2 separate regions of the Homo sapiens genome follow, and region 2 is linked to region 1. A link is a loop called in an ENCODE intact Hi-C map of the cell type or tissue named here. Cell type or tissue: OCI-LY7. All regions are shown on one strand. Each heading gives the region's core, and the rest is flanking DNA. Links, peaks and the distances in the headings are about the cores only.

Region 1 (4,405 bases), core at 239-4,238:
TTTTGACCTTTAACTCTCAGAGGCCACTATAATGCTACATAATTCTCTAATCTCAAATCCAAAGTATGTCTACTTGTGAACACCTCCGAAAATTATATCCTCAAACTTAATTTTAAAATCACCAATAGCTAACACCAGGCCTGACACATAATAGGCATTCAAGATACTATGATTACAAATTAGTTAGTGCCCATGAAGTGTTTCAAAACTTTTACAAAGTATCTCATTTATTACCTCACAACCAGAAACAGGTATGTCACTGTCTCCTTTATACACATGGAACAACTAAAATTCAGTAAGGTCAAGGAACTTGCCCAAGGTAACACAATAAATACAAAGGCATCCACTGTGCCTCATTCTCTCTCCAGGAAATATGTATTATTGTTGCCTACAAAAGTACTCTTTTGAGAGATGAGGCAGGACATAAAAAGGTCAATGAGAATTGAATACTGTTGATTTTTTGAATTTTATAGCCGGTCATAAGAAATTTATAAGTGTTCTGATTTCTTTATGCTGTATTTATTTTCAAGTTTCTATACTCCATGCAGAGAATGTATACTAGCAGTTCAAAGATTCTAATAAAGGAGCTGCCTAAATAATTATAGCAGCAACTAACACTTACAGCATGTTTCTATGTGCTGAGCAGTATTCCATGACTTTTACTGGTAAAGACTGACAGAGTCACTTTATCTCTTTTCCTCTTTTTGTCCCATTGTTTGCCATTTCTCCTTGTGGATATGCCTGGAGGAGGTGAAGTTTTAACAGCACAAATTCACCATTCTCACGATATAGCTCAATAACTGATTTTCATACTATGACAATGAATCAATGAGAGAATATTAAATTATATTCTGTATTTGATGTTTTACAAGGCTGAGATTTGTATTTAAATTGGTCAAAGTAAAGCACTCGCTCTCCTGGAGGGTCCAGTTTCAATTGTACAGGTAATCCATGTGTATGTGATCATGTGTGTAATTAGGCCTTGTTATGCCAGTGAAGTTGATAAACTATTATTTACCCAGCTCCTACTAGGTGTAAAAAAGTCTGCTAAAAATTGTGAGATGCAAAGATAGATTTAGCCCTGTACCTGCCTTTAAGAAATTTATAATCTGCTAAAAACAAGGAGTTACTCAATTTAGCTTTCCAACTACATATTTTCTTTGTTTTTCAGTAAGTATGCTAAGCAGTGACTTCCAAATGAGTCATTATAGGATTGTTCACTAATTTTCAAGATAAAGGGTTAAATTAGACTAATTCATTATTTAGGGAAAAAAACCCACAACTATCTCCCATCCAGTAAGATAAAGAGAGTAGTACCCCACAAAAAAGAATAGAAGCATTTACTCAAAATCCTCAGTCAAAAGTTAGTCATTCTCCTTACTGATAAATACCCATCAAGAATCTGATAATTATCCCCCAAGAAGTGAACTTTGAGAATGAAGTTAGTCATTATCTTAACCTCTTGTTACACACACTTGAGAGTTAGAAGCAACTTTCCTCTGTCTTTCCTTGAGAGTTCAAGTATTGCTCTCCTTTTCCAGACCTTTCTCCAAGGATGGCACAGAAGAGATTTCGAGGGCAAAGACTATAGCCAATAGCAAGGATAGTTTGAAGGGGCAAAAAGTGAGGTGCACTTTTATGGTGTATGTGCGGATAAGGGGGTGGAAGCAGAGTAAGAGTTTGGCCTGCTCACATCTGGAAGGATGGGGCCCAGAGGCAGAAGCTGAGGCTAAGAACAAATTCAAAGAAATGCAGGAGAGCAAGAGGTCCTCTGGTGGCTGGGCCGATCATTTATAGATACCATCTTGTGTTTTATTCAGAATTGGGAATAGACCAGCCCCCTGTGTTCTCCTGGAGGAAATGGAAAGAACCATGTAAATGCAGATATTTAAAAGATTTTTCAGTAATTTAGAAGTGATACCTCATGATTATTTATTAAACCACCTCTTGCTTTGCTCTATGTCAAAAAGGGGAAAGAAGTCAAGGTCCAAAAGCTGAGAATCCCTGAGAAGGATGCCAGGAAGGCTTGTCAGGGCTAGAACATTGATCTGTCCCTTGGCAAAGCCTCTCATGCTCTCCCTATGCCAGCAGATGGTGCAATGCACACCTGTGACTCTTGTCATAAAACAGCTCTCTGATGTTTTTATTACAAGAACTTATGTGACTCTTTACACACCCAGGTGTCATTGTGGACCAATGTCTTTTGACTGAGCTGCTCCTGAACAATACAGTGCTTTTGGTATAAAACAGGAAGCCCCTCCATCAGTCAGAACAACACACCAGCCACCTTTATTCTCTAAAGGTTTTCTCCTTTTGAGAAACTCATCTTACAACATGTGATGAATTACTGCTTTAAACTTGTATATTAACCAACAAAATGAGATTCAACCCTTTACTAACAAATCTCCTAGCTCTCTACCGCCCACTTTTCATGATCTGTTCCTCCTCTGTGTTCACCTTGATGTCTCTATCAGGCTACACACCTGCACTCCAGCACTTATCCTAGGGCCTTGAAATGATATGAGAGTCAGGCTGTAAGTTCACCAAGGGCAGGGATTGTGCTTTGTTTATCTCTGGGTCTCTAGGACCCGCCAAGATGTCTAGAATACAATAGGAAATGAATGCATGTTTCTAAAAATGTAAATGTCTTCTATAAATGTCTTCTAATCATCTAAACCCAGAAAGGTGTATTAATTTTTCAATTGCTTAAAATATTAACTATTTATATTATATTCATATTATCATATTTTAAAATGTGTTTTGAAGGCATAAATTTAACCAAAAAATCTGAGCTTGTGTGCTGTGTCTACATGAAGAACACAAGTGTTTGTGGACTCTGTGTGCATTCACAAGCATGTATGTATGTGTGCTGGGACGTAATGTTAAAAGTATTTCTTAAAATGGGTCTGTGTAAAAAATGTTGCAAGAATAGATGACATCGTGTTTTCATATCTATTTGAAGAAAAACTTGCAATATACATAGCTCATGTCTTGATTATCAAAGTCAGCAAGAGAGAATATGTGCTGTGTGGGGTTCCCGCTGTGAAATCCAAACATTATCTGTGAAATTCAAAGACTTTATCATTTAAATATGAGGATTGATGCCTCTGATGAAGATAGAGCATCTTAGTTAAAACAAACAAATGATTATCTTGGACAACAGTGTAAACAAGACCCTAATTCATGAAGCTGCTAATTGCTCTTCCCAGCTGCAGAAGATTGGCCTGCACTCCATCTCTCACTACTCACACTGTGAGTAACATTTGTACACTCTCTCCTGAAATTCAGCACAGCACAGGTCCAGCCTTACACATCAGAGCCTGGGGGCCAAAAAGGGGTCAGTTCAGAAAAGAACCTAAAAGGCAGCTACTTAAAGGAATTAAGTGCTTCATTTTATAGACATGTATTTACTTCTATGGCTGTGCTGGCATTAAGCTCATATTTAAATTACTTTATTTCCTCACAAGGCTTATGGGTATGTCATCAGGAGAAAAACCTTGGCACCAGTCTTTGTAACCAAGAGAAATTGATATTGCATATCATTTTTAGATTTTGAAAGTAAATCTAAAAATTGGTACCTGGATAACGATCATCACAAACTCCCAGAGTTGTTCATATTTAATTCCACTTAAATACAGATATCTTAACTCATAGCAAGCAGATAATAGGTATCATGTTTTCATACATTATTTCATGTACAAAATGCCAAAAAGAACACTTTACACATAGTGTTTTTAATCCTCACTACAACGAATCATTCACTCATGGAGGGAAGAAGAAAGAAAGAGAAAGAAAGAAAACGGTTCAGAAAGGATAAAATTCCCTGCCCAAAGTCAAACTGCATAAAAATTATTCAAACACAGTTCTCAAAAACCCATGCTTTTTCCACTGCCTGCCATCACCATGCCCAATCTATGAGTCTGGAATGTGTTCACCAAGAAGGGAATGCAAGACTCACCTATATAATCATGGGTACTGATTAAAGAAAGATGCCAAACCATGTAAAAACTGTATCTTTTATCACAAGAGAGTATTATTCCAGTTATCACTATCCAGAAATGTGCAATTACTTTTTATCAGTAATGTTGCTTCAGATATCCCACTAACATACAAAAGTGCATACTCAACATTTGATTCTCTAGTAATCTTAAAACTGAGAATCAAATTAACTATAGAAGCCCCTGTTACTGTAGAGTGGATGCACGACCACTGGTCCAAGGCCCAAATGTTGTCATATCTGGGAGAGCTATTTCTAAGGTTTATGGAGCCTCACCTCTACCACCATGCTAGGATTCGGGCTTGGAGATTACTTTGAGGAATGAAGCAGACCAGAGGCTGTTGGAACCTCAACCCACAGCTGCCTTTAGGACTAAGTCAACTGAGACTATCTGCATGGACTCTGAAG
Region 2 (4,405 bases), core at 125-4,124, 250 kb before region 1:
AGAGGCAACCAACAAATCAATTTTTTAAAATTAATAAAGCTTGAATGCTGCTTTATTTCTAGTATTAAAATAAATTCCAGGTAATGGGTAGAATTTTTAGATACTGAAAACAAAACCATGGAAGTTTTTAAAATAAGAACAAGAGGCTTTTGCTTTGTTTTTATGACAATAATCTTGCAGTTGGAGATGACTTTGTAAGACTAGCAAAATAGTGCATAGAAGGAAAAGAAAATGATACATATGCATATTAAAATATATAATAAAAAGTCAAATCAATTTTTAATATTTTAATTACCTGTAACAGAGAACTAATTGTCTTATTATAGAAATAACTCTTACTAATTAGTAAGAAAATGACTCATACCCTAATAGAAAATGGGAAGTCAAATGGATTTTATTTTTAAAACATTCTTATCTTAACTCAAAATTTTCAAATTTCCTAAAATGCAATTTAAACCCATAATGAGTGCACTCTTTTCACCTATGTGATTTGGAGATACCTGTCAGGTAGAAGCAACTGTCCTCTATGGAAGCTGAAGTGGTCGCATGCATCCTCTCCTCACTCAGAAAACAAGTGACTTCTGCCAATCAGGAGCTGGCTCCCATAACTTTATCTCCTCAAGTTGATGTCACAGGGTGGTAAGGCAGTTTAGAGATGTTTTGTTTCATTGTAATGACTTTAATGAATGAATTGTTGTGCTGAAACCCTTCCCTAGCATTCCTGCTGCCCAGCCCTCTGGAGTTTAATTGATTCCTACTTATCTTCAAAGTTCTCTCCCAGGTTCCATTCATCTCCATGAGGAAAATACGGCCCCTCGATGCACTCTTTTTTACTTTTTAAGGTAACCAGGTTTGGTTTCTGTTACTTGCAACCAAGACTTTTGAAAGATACATAAATAATCACATAAGTGTAAGGTTAAATGCGTAAGATTGTTTAATGCACAAAATATGGTTTGGCTGTGTCCTCATCAGAATCTCATCTCAAATTGCAATAGGAATTGTAATCCCCACGTGTTGCGGGAGGGACCTGGTGGGAGGTGATTGGCTCATGGGGGGCAGTTTCCCTCATGCTGTTCTCCTGATAGTGAGTGAGTTCTCATGAGACCTGATGGTTTTATAATGGCCTCTTCCCTCTTCACCCTCTCCTGCCACCTTGTTAAAAAAGTACTTGCTTCTCCTTTGCCTCCCCGCCATGACTGTAAGTTTCCTGAGGCCTCTGCAGCCATGTGGAGCTGTGAGTCAATTAAACTTCTTTCCTTTATAAATTATCCAGTCTCAGGTATTTCTTTATAGCAGTGTGAGAACGGGCCAATACAGCACAAAACACAAAATTATTTGTTTATAATAGCTGAAATTTGAAGTAAAAACTCAAATTCCATCAATTTAAAAAATTAAGAGAAGATAGAAAAAGAAGATAAACCTTATTACTTTGTAAAAGAAGAAAAGACAGACAATTTGGAAAAAGGAAATATCAAACTTAAAGGTTTCATCCAACATATTTAACTGTAACCTCATCTGATGTGTAAACAGACAGTAACCTACTCTATTAAAAAGAAACAGTCTCAGCCCATCACCAGCAATCAACTGTTGAAGGCAGATTCAAATTAACTGAAGGCTCAACTGTAACCCATCCAGCTGTTTCTGTAGCTCATTTCCATTTTCTGTAAATCACTGTTCTTTATCTGTCCCTAAAAGTTGTCTGACCACGTGACAGCCCTGGGGCCACTCTAAACGTATTCTGGTTCTGGGTGCTGCCCGATTCTACGAATCAGTCTTTGCTCAGTTAAATTCTGTTAAATTTTATTAGTCTAAGCTTTTTCTTTAAACAATATCCTAAGTTCAAAACCTAAGAGGTCATTAATTATGTGACCTTAAGTCGACTACATAACCTAACAATAGCTCATTATCTTCAGACTGTAAATTAGAAATGAGAAAGTTCAACCTCTTTGTAGTGATAACCCATGCAATTCAGTTTTTTTCTCCAAGGCAAGTTAACAACAATTTATTTTCACCCTACAAATTGCATCTTCTAATCAGAACTAGGTAATTATCTCGAAGTTATATTACTATAATTCAAAAAAAAATCATTTCAATTTGGAGGAGCTACAATTCAAGGGATTTGGGGGCTAAGTAAGGAAAATAATCGACCACGAGGTGGCAGTAGCGCACACAAGCTTTATTGAGTGTTGCTTTGACAGGTTTGCATGCAGGCAAGTCCTTCATAGCAGGCATCTGGCCAGAGGCTAGAGGCAGTGGGGGTTTCTACTCAGAAGAGGAAGAGGGAAAGGGAATTCCTGGGGAGAGGAAGATCAGAAAGGAGGCTTACCTATCTGAGTGATGTCTGCTCAACAGCACCAGAAATTATTCTCATCTATGGCTACCAGATTTTTACCATCGTATGCAAAGCAGTCAGGTTCTAAATGGCTAAAATGTGCTTGTTTGGGCTATGTTTAAAACCATCTGCTATATAAAAATTTCAGTTATACTGAAGAAGTAAGCAACCTAGGGGCCAATTCACAAAAGTCATCTTTGACTCATTTGTATATAACAAATTTTAGTGGGATTATATGCCTTATCTATATAAAAGTAAAACTGTATTAGAACCCACTTTTGCATAATTTCTGTGTTCTTTGGTAACTTTGAGGACAGAAAGAAGAGTTAGCTAAAACAGTTGGAAATACTTTTATAAGGAAGCCAATGTACTTTGGGACTTGGGCAATGTCCCAGTCCAAGACCATTCAGGCATACGAAACATCATACCTACTCTCAGGGCGTTCTTCAGTCTATAATTTATCATTACAATTCACACAAAATGATTTACAGTACTTCTAAACCTGCTCACACAGATTAAATGTGTTTTTAAATATCATAAATGAGAAATTTGAAAGATTCCCCTTTGCTTATCTACAGCCTTGGCTGCCAAAACCTGCAACTAACTAGCACCAAGTAAGTTTTCCTGACTCTTTCAGGTATATACTAAATGAAGGTGATACTCTTGGAACAAAAAGAACAGGAAAGTCATTACAAAAAGTTCTAGCTATCCAAGAATATTGACTCTGATCCCTTGAGCTATAATGTCATATCTTAAAAGAAGAATGCTTTGGAAGGAATATTCTGAAATTCATTCTGGTTTTATTTGAATATTAAGCCTTGTCTCAGATTTCTCTGCAATTTTTACATGTCTTGTCTTTTGTCTAAATCATCTGGAGATGTTATCTTTTCTTTAAAAAAAAGCTAATGTAAGCATCTGGTAAAAATTTAAATATTATAAAGAATATACAGTGAAAACTTAGTCTTCCTTGTAAGCTTGACTTTCGAGCTTCTGCCCCAAACACTAACCCTAACACTAGCTATAATCCTAATCTCCCAGTTTCATGTACAGTATACATTCTTCCAGTAAATCCAAGCGGAACAATAATATTCACACAATGTTCTGTACCTTATGATTTTCTCTTGAACAAAGACATACACGTAGTATTTAATGTGGTATGCTGTTTTATTGATGTATCACATTTTCTTTTACTAGCCCTAATTAATAAAAATTTTGTGGTTTCTGTTTGGTGCTTTAAATGGCACTACTATTGAAATCTCTGTGTTATTCCATATATGTGTAGGTGTCAGACGTGTGTGAACCTGAGCAACTCCATCTTAAATAGTAGTTAGGTAAAATGAGGCTGAAACCTACTGGGCTGCATTCCCAGATGGTTAAGGCATTCCAAGTCATGGGATGAGATAGTAGGTCAGCACAAAATGCAGGTCATAAAAACCTTGCTGATAAAACAAGTCACAGTAACAAAGACGGCCCAAACCCACCAAAACCAAGATGGCCACAAGAGTGACCTCAGTTTATCCTCACAGCTATACACCCACCAGTGCCATGACAGTTTACAGATGCCATGGCAACATCAGGAAGTTACCACTTATGGTCTAAAAGGGGGAGGCATGAATAAACCACCCCTCGTTTAGCATTTGCTCAAGAAATAACCATAAAAATGGACAACCAGCAGCCATTGGGGTCATAAAGAAATAATCATAGAAATGAACAACCAGCAGCCCTTGGGGCTGCTCTGTCTATGGAATAGCTGTTCTTTTATTCCTTCACTCTCCTAATAAACTTGCTTTCACTTTACTGTATGGACTTGGCCTGAATTCTTTCTTGTGTGAGATCCAAGAACCCTCTCTTGGGGTCTGGATCAAGACTCCCTTCCTGTAAAGTAAGTATATAATTTTTCTCAACAAAATATATGGTACATTTTATGTTCCTTGAAATTTTGAAAATAATTTATGAACACACAGATTCCAGGGTTGAAACTATTGCTAGAGATGTTTTATGAACAGCTTCAAATATTTTAACTAAATTATGTTTTTGTAGACACTCAGTTGCTTCATATTTACTTATTACTGA

What was found. A loop is a pair of places that touch in the nucleus more often than their neighbours do. Peaks named below come from ENCODE experiments on the same cell type or tissue, not always from the same donor. Only the 100,000 strongest peaks of a DNase experiment are listed, where the experiment ranks them.
Region 2: a loop joins it to region 1, with 2.1 times the contacts of the local background. A loop is called at or near these places in 7 of 110 quality-filtered maps.

Annotation. Positions count from the first base shown.
Region 1 is chr3:35,657,685-35,662,089 of GRCh38, reverse strand. The region is part of intron 1 of ARPP21 (cAMP regulated phosphoprotein 21); the gene reads right to left. Among named protein-coding and RNA genes, the nearest start is that of ARPP21-AS1, 7.9 kb to the right of the region's middle. In OCI-LY7, for the core only: CTCF peaks have their summits at 1,903 and 2,103 (motif pointing right); a DNase peak (open chromatin) is centred at 2,129; H3K4me3 peaks cover 309 bases; H3K27ac peaks cover 578 bases.
Region 2 is chr3:35,906,327-35,910,731 of GRCh38, reverse strand. No RefSeq gene overlaps it. Among named protein-coding and RNA genes, the nearest start is that of MIR128-2, 160 kb to the right of the region's middle. In OCI-LY7, for the core only: CTCF peaks have their summits at 1,940 and 2,147 (motif pointing right); a DNase peak (open chromatin) is centred at 2,171.